2 separate regions of the Homo sapiens genome follow, and region 2 is linked to region 1. A link is a loop called in an ENCODE intact Hi-C map of the cell type or tissue named here. Cell type or tissue: chondrocyte. All regions are shown on one strand. Links, peaks and the distances in the headings refer to the core of each region. The heading gives the core; the rest is flanking DNA. Region 1 holds the start of SCGN (secretagogin, EF-hand calcium binding protein). Region 2 overlaps LINC02980 (long intergenic non-protein coding RNA 2980).

Region 1 (5,385 bases), core at 96-5,095:
AGTGCAGGCAGACAAAGAGCAATAAAAGGTACAGAAAAAGGGAGATAAGAGACAAAGAAAAGGGTGAAGGAGAAAATGTGGAGAAAAGAAATGAAGGTCAAAAAGAGAGATGGGAAAGAAAGAAGAAAGGAGAAATAAAAGACATGGGGAGAGGAAAGACCAAAAGAGCTTTGAGAAGCAGAGAGACTGGAAAAAGAATGGGAAAACACAGAGACAGAGAGATGGAGAAACAAATGAGAAACAGAGACAAGAAAGATGGGCAACAGAGAGGTCAGAGAGAAAGGCAAGAAACAGTAGGAGATGAGAGCCATGAAACACAGAGATAAGAAACAGAAGTGAGCAGAAAAATGACAGAGATAGACATAAAAAAGAGAGACAGACAGAATATGAGAGGCAGACAGAAGTAGAGGGGGACCAAGAGATCTGTGTGGCTGAAGAAGGCGGAAGCCAGCCCTTTTGTTTCTGAACCAGCTTCCCCTGCCCCCCACATACCCTCCCCATGTTCTCAACAGTGGTGAAGAGCTCCTTGTTCCCTCACTGAGCTCTCACATGAGAATGTGATGCACTTCTATTCTTCAGATAAACAGCTGAATGATAAGGACAAACTATCTCCATCATTCATTTAAATTCAATTGTCCCTAGAGCGTCTCCTTCTACTATGAATGCCCTACTGGAGCTTTCATCAGATCGAGCCCATCCCCAGGCTGTCCTCCGCTCATGTGTTTCTGTGTAAAATTTTTCTCTGCTTTGATAGAGAGACTTTCAAGAGTTCATTTACATCTCCCAAGGACATATTTACCATCAGATGGACACTAGATAGATTGGCTTCCATTTGTATCTGGGCTCTGAGTATGCTGGTTGTTTTCTGGTTTGTCATTCCCTGAAAAATCTGTAACCTCTTCTAATAAAATGAATAATGGATAAATGATTTTAAATGGTTTGTGGTTTGCTATCAGAGGAGTATCATACATATTAAACACCCAAAATCTTAATGTGCTTAACATCTTTTCCAGCTTTTTGAACAAAGTGGGCTACTTTACCCCCAGGTATAAATCAATTAGCAGAGACATAACCAAGGAGACGTTCAAGACCAAGTTAACTGAGTCTACAGTTAGGATCTCTGAGTGGATGACAGATGTTACACTGAAAGTCAGTAACCAGCATGTCTAATGCTACAGTTGCACCTTTTATAAAAACTGCCTAAATCCCTCTATGTTGCTAGGAGAGGGGGAGAAATTACATACATGCAAGGAAGAAAGGAGGTGAGTTGGAATTAATAGGTACCAATCAATATAAGACTTGGATGTGCGTATCTTACTAAGAGGCATAAATTAAGGCTTAGTGTGCAAGTACTTACATCAGTACCCAGTTTCATCAACATGTGGAGAAAGAAAGCATCGAGTTCCTTCTCTTCTATGTAACCTTTTTCTAAATGTGAGAAAATAAACATAAATAATACTAACATATAAAAAACACATGACAGTATTTATCTAAATATGTTTTTAATCTCACAATTCATAAAGCTTCCCTCAACACTATTTTTTGTTATTCCAATAACAAAGTGCCAACACCTACCTCTAGAATACATGGGTTTGAACAGTAAACACTGTTCCAGAATACGTGCTTTATGCTAGGGTTTATATTAGTGCTTGGAAAAGGAAGGCTATTAAGTACATGAATTTTAATCAATGAATAAACGTGAACTTTCCAATAAAATTTAACCCCAAAATTTCTGAAGCTTGGAGAAACTTAACAGGTGTAAGTATTGAATCCCAGTTTGCAGAGTTAAAACACACCTTTTAGATATTTTATTTCTTTATTAATAAAAACAAATATTAAGTAGTTCCATTTTATTTTCAAGTAGTTTTTTGGTGGAGGAGTCGTTTTGAAAGCTGATAAAATTTATTCTCATTTTGAGAGAGTGAGGGGTGTACAGCAAAGTCACTGCGTAAAAGTGAGCCCATTTAGGGAAGGATGACTTCAAATAGCTGAGTCTCAGCCCACAAGCCTTGAACATATACAATGATATTAGTCATTGTATATACAATATATATGTATGTCTACCATATATATGGCGCGCTCGCACACAAAGAGAGATTGGAAAGGGGAAAGTGGAAATTCACCACCCAGAATTTTAACAAGGTATATAGATGTGTATCACCAGTATGCCAAACGTCTGTTAATGATACTGTATTAGGTACACTGCATTAACAACCCAGGTCGATAACTTTTCCTACAGTAAAGGGGAAACTCCAGGTCCTTTCAGCGGGCTGAGCTTGGAGCCACGTCTACACCTGAGTGTGCAAGTGGCTTGTTCTACTCACCATCCGCATCAAAGCGCTGCCAGACCTGCCAGAAGCCAGCGGCGTCCAAGCGCCCCAGAGTCGGTTCCCGGGAGCTGTCCATGGTGTTGACGACGAAGACCAGGCACCGGCGCGGAAGGACCTAGACAACTTTGGGAAGGACTCCTTCACCGTATTTCTTGACTTGCTCTCCTGCTTCTTTCGCTATCTGATTAGCTTTGAGTAACTGTTGCTGGGGAGGACGCGAGCGCTGCTGGCCGTGGCGTCGCTGAGCCGTCCCTCAGCCCTCAGCAAAACCAGCGGCTGGAAGCCCGCCCCGCTCCTGGCGCGCCTGTCCCCGCCCCGCCCTGCGCGCTGTCCTGGCAGATCCTGTCTGTCTCTGCGCTTTGGGGAATTCAGGAAGAAAGAAACTGTCTCCAGGCGTCCACGGCTCACTGCTTTTGCCCTTTAACTTGCTTCTCAGACTCGGAGAAGACATCCCTCTTACGTTTGACTCACTTTCCAAACTTGTGTCTCAAGGGGTTTTCTAGGGAGAGCTGCCTCATTTAAAGGGTTGCAAGAAGTGTCAGTGTTAGGGTCCTTTGGACTTGAGGATTTAGAAATGTAGTGTGTGGAGAGGGGAGGCGAGAAGGGATGGTGATGGTGGTAAGTGGTTCCCTTTAAGGAAGAAGTCAACAGCAATTATTGAGTCCTGATTGTATAGGACATACACATTGCTGTACCAAAATGCACTATAAGGACTTGCAACTAAACAGGGATACTGCAAGTCACTGTGATTTAAAGTAGCATCATTAGGATGCTGAGGAAAATATAAACTAAGCCGTACTCTGCCAGGAAAAGAGAGTCTGGGGGAGATGTGTCTGCCTGCAGGGTACTTAGGTAGAAGGCTTAGATGATTGTGTTTGGCTCCTAAGAGCCACATTAAGACCAAAGGATAAAAATCAGTTGGAGGAACACAGAGCTTTCTAACAATCAGGACTGTTCAAAATTGGGCAAGGCTTTGTGGAAACGTGTACAAACTACACTGATACCTTTTGACTATATATTTAGAAATTTTCGTTGGATAATCTATAGAAAGTGCTTGGATATTAGATAAGAAAGTTGAACCAGATGTAACTTTTCTTTATGGCACCCTGACTCTGGTTTTAGCATTCAGATTTATTTATAAAAAGCATGCATGTATAAGTCATCTAAACCAGAGTAGTGAAAAGAACATGACACTCAAGGTCAGATAGTCCTGGGTCAGGATCTGAGTTCCATTATTTACCAGCTTTGTGAACTGCACCATTAGTTCTCATCTCCCTAAGCCTCAATTTTCTTATCTATAAAATGAGGATTAAAACATCTGTTTTGGAGGGTTGCTGTGAGGATCAGAACCATACATAGTAATGCACAATGAATTATATCTGCTATGGTGTTGTAGCTGATGAGGGATGACTCTGTTAGAGAAAACAAGTAAAGTCTAAGAGATTGTCATAGCCAAGAGGAACCTAATGAAAAATGACAAAGAAATGTAATGTTTTATCCTGGGTGTGATGCCGGAACAGAAAAAGGCCATTAGGTAAAAATTAAGAAAATTTTAATAAACACGGACTTTAGTTAATAATAATGAAAAAAATGGTTCAGAAGAAAACAGTTCTGGGTTCAGGGCCCAGCTTTGCCTCTTACTAGTTGTGTGTGATATTGGGCAAGTTACTCAAAAGAAGCCTCACTTTCTTTGTAAAATGGGAATAATAGTAGTATTTACCCCGTGTTATTATCATAAAGGTCAAATTAAAAAATCATATAAACCTATTGTCACAGTATATACAGTAACATTCAGTGTAAGTTAGCTACTAAAATGATGAATCTTCCATACATACATACATATTTGGAAGACGGTGAAGTAAACTTCAGGATTTTTGAGGAGTGTGGCTTAGCCTAAAGGAAGAAAAGCAGTATTATCACCGATTAAGCAAGTGCTGGTTACAAAAATTGGAGAAAAGCATATGTAGCATAGGAGGGTGTAAGGGTTCAGTATCTGTAATTATCATCTGTGACTTTAGGAAATTAGTGGATACAATGTCAAGCACCAGTTAGGAAAAGTAATTGGTATGAACCCACCAGGGCTGATCTTGTTTTCTGATAAATAGTGGAAAAAGATAAAACAAGGCAGATTTCAGAAGTAATAATCAAGATCTAATGTGGAGGGATGGTTAAATAAATGATAGTAAATATCTATGATGGGCTTTGCTGCATACACAGAAATCTTGATTTTGAAGCTTGATGATCCAGAAAACTCAAAACATAAGGTTAAGATTAAAAAGCAAGTTACAAAAGTGTACATATATGATGACTCAATTCTGTAAAATAAAATACATGTTTCTACACATAGAAAACATGGAAGATATACATTAATGACATTAATGATATGTTTCTCTGGAGTGGGGAAGAGGGAGGCTCACAGATGATTTCAATTTTGCTATTTGTAATTCTTTTGTCTTAAAACTTTGTGCAGTAAGCATATAATGCAAGCTATTATACTTTTTTAAAGTTGTAAAAGTGAAATCTAGGGAAAGAAGAGGAAAAGTACAGCCGCAAAGATTACTGTTCTCAGGACTGGAGAACAAACAGAACTTGGAACACTTTCCAGGAGCCTGTCATCTGGAGCTCTCTGGGGAGCTGCAATCTCCATTCAATGACTTATTTCCTGTTTTCTTTGCATCCAAATATTTATCATGGCACTGGGTAGGGAGATACTGCTTAGGAATCCTGCATTCCCTCATAAAAGTTTCTCTTTGAGAAAATCATCCAAGCCCTTAACAGAGAAGAGAGCCAGTAGGAAGGTATTTAAAGATCCTACAGGAGACACCTGTAAGACTGTCTCATTGGGAAAGTTCTCCTGCCTAAAAATGGAGTGATGGAGGTGGGGATGAAAGAACCAGAGGTGGTTTATCAGAGTCCCTTCCTGTCCAAAAAGAGAACTCAGAGTAAAGCAAATATTCAGCAGCTGGAATCAAGTTGAAATACATTTTGCATCTTATGGATTAATTAGCACCTTCCACAGAGATTCTGATTTAAATGGTTTGGAGAAAGACCTCTA
Region 2 (5,385 bases), core at 291-5,290, 350 kb before region 1:
GGAAAAGACTGAGCTATGTGTAAATAGAATAAGACAGGAAGAGTGTAGACACAGGAAAGAGGGCAGACAAAAACAAGTGCACAGTTATCTAAGGGAAACAATGGGATCAAGCTGCAAGTATATAAACTTGTCTTGATAGAAGAATCCTTGATCTGGTTTATTCAGTGTTTGGTCCAAACCCACATCCCTGTTCTGCCTGTCTCTGACTTGCTCTGTGCCCCAGAAGCCCAGCTTCTACAGATAGCATTAGCTGGGCAGCCCTGCCCTCTTGCAACAGCTGGATTTGGCCAGTGATCAGCCCAGCAGGAATGTAGATGGCAAAGGAGAGAGAGGTTAGTGTACTTATTCCCTGCATCACCCCCCTGCTTGGTGGGCAGCTCTTCCTCCACAGTCCCAGCTCTGGCCTAGCTCTGGTTACAGGTTCCCTCCCATTGCCTCTTCAGATTTAAAGGTGTGTCTGTCAGGGTATAACTGGGAGCTAGAAATTGCACTGAAATTGAACAAAGAATTTTATGGGAATGGTTGTTAACTAGTTATAAGAGGACTGAAAATGGAAAAGTGGACAAACGTATCAGAGATAGTAATGACAGAAAGCAACTACCACCTCCAGGTTTAGGAGAACAAGGAAAAGATTCTTTGAAGAGATCCCCAGAACTGGGACCTCTGAGGAGTGTATGCTGGACCACTGATGATGATATGTCTGTAGATAGAGGCATGATGAGGCTGATTTTAGGAGCATGGAAGATCTCCAAACTGAAGCCAACTGCTGTTACTGGATTCAACTGCCACTGCCAGGTTGAAGAACCCATTCTGTGAGGATGTCAACAAACAAAGTGGGAAATCTTTTCACATCCTTCCAGCCCTCTAGTCTTCCTCCAGTGCTTTCTATTGGTAGGGTTTGGGGAGGTGGCTAGCAAAGCGGTATTGGAAAAGATAGAAGAGACTAAATCTTCATAACCAGCACAGGGTGACACTGGATCACTACTGTTGCTGATCTTGGGCTGCCTCATATCCCCTGTTCTTCCCATTAGCCCTGTCACAACTTTGTAGATATCCCTTCATTATATGCCCTTCATATATTCTTTTGGTTTAACTTTTTCTGTTGGAATCCTAATATGGCACTCCTCCATTTTTCAGGACCAAAAGAGTATAAAAGATTATCTTTTACCAAAAAAAAGACAAAAAACTGATCTAATTCCTGATTTGATCATTACACAATCTATACATGTATCAAAATATCACATAGTACCCCATAAATATATACAACTGTGTCCATTAAAAATAAAAATTAAAGAAAAGATGGTAAATATAGCTCTGTCAGGCAGTGGAGGTTTTACCACGATGGCTGTTATTTCCCCCATGAAGGGGGGAGTGAGGGAGCAGCTGAAAGTAGGTGCTTATAGGGGTATAGAGGGGCTCAAAGCTTTGAGAGAGGAGAATGTCTGAAAGAGCTGCCAAATAGCATGCAGGTCCCATGGGGGCAGAGCCTCTGCTCATTCACCAGTGCCTCTTCAATATCTACACTTAAGCCTAACACAAAGTGTGTGCTTAATAAGTATTTGCTGAGTATGTAAAGTGGAAACAGAACCAATCTGGCAAACTTTGTAGGACTGGTGGGCAATGAAGATCAGTCAGGTAAAATCTGTGGATATAAATTTATATTGATCAAAAAATTCAAGGTTAGGTGTTTTTCTTCAGTCATGCTCAACGATGCTTCAGCCATGCTCAACTCTTCTGTAGCCACAGAAAAAAGTTTACCCATAATCGAGCTGTGTCTGTGTCTGAATAATGAAAAGACCATGATGCAAGGGAGTTGGAGACACAGAAACAGTGTTTGAAGTAATGGGTAATGGAAGCATGCTACCAGGGAAAGGAAAGAAGTGGCAATAGGAAGGAACAGAGATCTGTGGTCCTATGTCCCCTGAGCATATTCACATGTTAAAGCTAATTCAGTTTTCAATCATCATTAAAATTTTGTTCCTAAATATATGGCCATTATTTTCCACAACCACACTAAAACTTTATTACCTCTGGCAAGTGACTATGCAAGTAACTAAGAGCAAAAATATCCACAACTACCATTTGAGCTATCAATTTAGGGAAAGTCATCTGGCTATAATCTAAGTGACCCTCCACTGAATGTCAGTATCTTTGCATATGTGATTTAAATCTGGGCCTTCGCAACACCATGAACTGTTCTTGTCTTGAATATCCAGATTGAAGGAAATAATCTGAGTAGTTACGAGTCCTGAAGCTAGAAAGATGGAAACCCCATTTGCTCATCAGAAAGCCTTAGAGCTTGGGCGCTGGCGGGTCCTGTCTCACCGGGACAGAGGGGCTCTTTCCTCCCCATCTGATAGTCTGATAACTAGAGAAGCCGGCCAACTTATTCTCCAAGAAGGAGCCATCTTAGTTCCTCCTGAAATGTTCATATTTAGAAATTATTGTTTGTCAGTAATTTAACCCCTTAATGGGCTTGCCTTGTGGTCCATACCACTGAGTGCAGAGCTTGCCTGGAAGAATTGTGAGGGCCATTCCATCTTCCAGGCAGTAGAGTTCAGTACTTCTTTAAAATTGCTGCTGAACTCTGTATTTGAAAAGAAAGAATCATTTGGGTGTGGTAGCTCACACCTGTAATCCTAGCGCTTTGGGAGGCTGAGGTGGGAGGATCATTTGATGCCAGGAGGACCACTTGAGACCACCCTGGGTAACATAGCAAGACCCTGTCTTTAGAAAAAAAAAATACAATAAAATAAATACAATAAAAATAAAAGCAAAAAGAAAGAGTCCATCTTAGGGACAGACTGTAACTACTCACTGGAGCTTACCTTTACATAGTTCAGGATCAATTATAATAAAACACTTTTGTGCAGATTCAATAGGATTATTTTAATCCCCATCATCTCTCTGAGTTTCCAGTCAGTTTCTCTGCATGTAGACACCCTTCTCCAGCCCACCATTGTCTCTCCTCCTATAGCTCCACCAACAAATCAGAACTTTTTCTAACTGCACCTAGTGCACCTAGAGTCTACTCCAGAATGCTCATGGAGAAAGTTTCTGAAAGGTAAAACTCTGAATGATATTTGTAGCTAAAGGGAGACTTGCTAGAGACAATAAGCTAATAGTTGTAGACTTCAGTAGAAGAGGAATGACACTGCAATGTCAGGGTGCAGGACTTCAAGAGGGCAGAGTATGGAAACCCAATGGGAAAAATGCTCACCAGGAACATGAAGAGAAGGAATTACGTGTAAGGATTTCTCAATGTGTTCCCAAATTTGCCCAGCAGAGGGAGGCCTCGGGTTGATGGCAGGCTGACCACACAATTAAAGAAGGCTGAACCTGGGGGCTTTTAACAACCATCGTGGGCTCTACTGTAAGCATTTAGAAAAAGAAAGTTATCCATTCAAAAATATATATATTTTTAAACTTCAGAACAAAATTATGAAGAGCTATATTTACTTTTCTACATTCTAATTTTTATAAATCTGAGTATATTTTGCATATATTGTTATAGTACATATTCAATTTTGTATTTTGCTGTTTTCACTTAACCATTTTTACTAGATTACTCTGTGTTCATAATAATCACTTTTTTAAAACTTTTATTTTTATTTATTTATTTTTTTTTTGAGTCAGAGTCACACTCTGTCGCCCAGGCTGGAGTGCAGTGGCGTGATCTTGGCTTACTGCAACTTCCACCTCCTGGATTCAAGCAGTTCTCCTGCCTTAGCCTCCTGAGCAGCTGGGATTACAGGTGTGCACCACCAAGCCCGGCTAATTTTTGTATTTTTAGTAAAGACGGGGTTTCACCATGTTGGTCAGGCTGGTCTCCAACTCCTGACCTCATGATCTGCCCACCTTGGCCTCCCAAAGTGCTGGGATAATCACTTTTTATGCTGCATAATTCTTCAGATTTGTCAGTACGACTGTATTTACACTCATTTGTTTTATTAGAAAGAATTCCAGAATATTTTGGCTGCCCTAATTAATTTTACAATTAATATGATTTTGAAATTGGGTATTGGCTCCTTCTGAATTGGTTTATTAAAATATATTCTAATGTAATTTATGACATTTTCATCATATTAGCATATTTATTCTGTTAGAATTTCATAATTTATAAAGCTACAAACTGTATGTGATATAGCTTGTAACTTTATCTCATAACTTTATGCAGTTACAAGTAGAAATAAAATGTTCCCCTCAAGATTGCTTAAAATTTTATTATAAACAAGTGTAAAAAACAAAATCACTAAAACACTCCCTCTTTTTTCCCCCAAAATGCATGTTTCCATTTTAACAGAACCCGTATTTAATCAGCAGATTTCTATGGTGGCTAGATTTGTAGACTAAATATTAAAAGTCCCAAAGCAAATGCATTTTTCTCTTAAATTTTACTGACTTTTTTTTTTTTTCTTTTTCTGAGACGGAGTCTTGCTCTGTCGCCCAGGCTGGAATGCAGTGGCACAATCTCGGCTCACTGCAACCTCCGCCTCCCGGATTCACGCCATTCTCCTGCCTCAACCTCCCGAGTAGCTGGGACCACAGGCGCCCGCCACCACGCCCAGCTAATTTTTTGTATTTTTAGTAGAGACAGGGTTTCACCGTGTTAGCCGGGATGGTCTCGATCTCCTGACCTCATGATCTGCCCACCTCAGCCTCCCAAAGTGCTAGGATCACAGGCATGAGCCACCGCGCCCCGCCTACTGACTTTTATCCAAAGAAAATATAAGAGCTCTTCATCATAACGTATGTTTCTTGCTCTTGTTATTAAATATGACACATTTAGACTTAAACTGATTTGAAGGTTTATGACATTGTTTAAGTTATTACATAATTAATTCATAAAGATAATGACTAGTTTGAACTACTGACAGCTCACACATCATCAGTTGAACAGCAGAAAGCTTACTAAGCTACTTTCTTATGTTTCTGTCTCCCAGCTACTAAAAGAAACGAAACCCTTCCAGGTGTTAAGGCAAAACTTTCCTCCCCCTTTCTTCTATAAATCTGATTCCATGTTAGTGAAATTTCTACTGATGGCTTTGGTTTCCTCTATAGTAGAATAGAGATCCTATGGCAAAAGTCATGTCTGACATGGTAGCAAATAGAAATGGGGAAAAGGAAGGTCTGCAAGAGCCAATGTGGGAAATGGGGAGAGGACTGACTACAAAAACCCAGCAGGAATTCCAGAAGAAAACTCCTCAGGACGGGCACATTGGCTCATGCCTGTAATCCCAGTACTTTGGGAGGCCGAGGTGGGCAGATCACTTGAGTCCAGGAGTTTGAGACCAGCCTGGTCAACATGGCGAAACCTCATCTCTACAAAAAATAAAAAAATTTGTCAGGCGTGGTGGCATGCACCTGTAGTCCCAGCTACTCAAG

What was found. A loop is a pair of places that touch in the nucleus more often than their neighbours do. Peaks named below come from ENCODE experiments on the same cell type or tissue, not always from the same donor. Only the 100,000 strongest peaks of a DNase experiment are listed, where the experiment ranks them.
Region 2: it touches region 1 in a loop (5-fold over the local background); 1 of 110 quality-filtered maps calls a loop at or near these places.

The regions. Positions count from the first base shown.
Region 1 is chr6:25,649,425-25,654,809 of GRCh38, reverse strand. SCGN (secretagogin, EF-hand calcium binding protein) reads right to left here and starts at 2,595. Exons shown (of 11, transcript NM_006998.4): 1 at 2,325-2,595; 2 at 1,358-1,428. The coding sequence starts at 2,406. In chondrocyte, for the core only: no CTCF peak of the experiment used is centred there; DNase peaks (open chromatin) are centred at 2,399 and 2,599.
Region 2 is chr6:26,001,187-26,006,571 of GRCh38, reverse strand. It overlaps LINC02980 (long intergenic non-protein coding RNA 2980), which reads right to left. Exons shown (of 3, transcript NR_186645.1): 3 at 4,797-5,322. Among named protein-coding and RNA genes, the nearest start is that of LINC02980, 11 kb to the right of the region's middle. In chondrocyte, for the core only: CTCF peaks have their summits at 3,085 and 3,288 (motif pointing right); no DNase peak of the experiment used is centred there.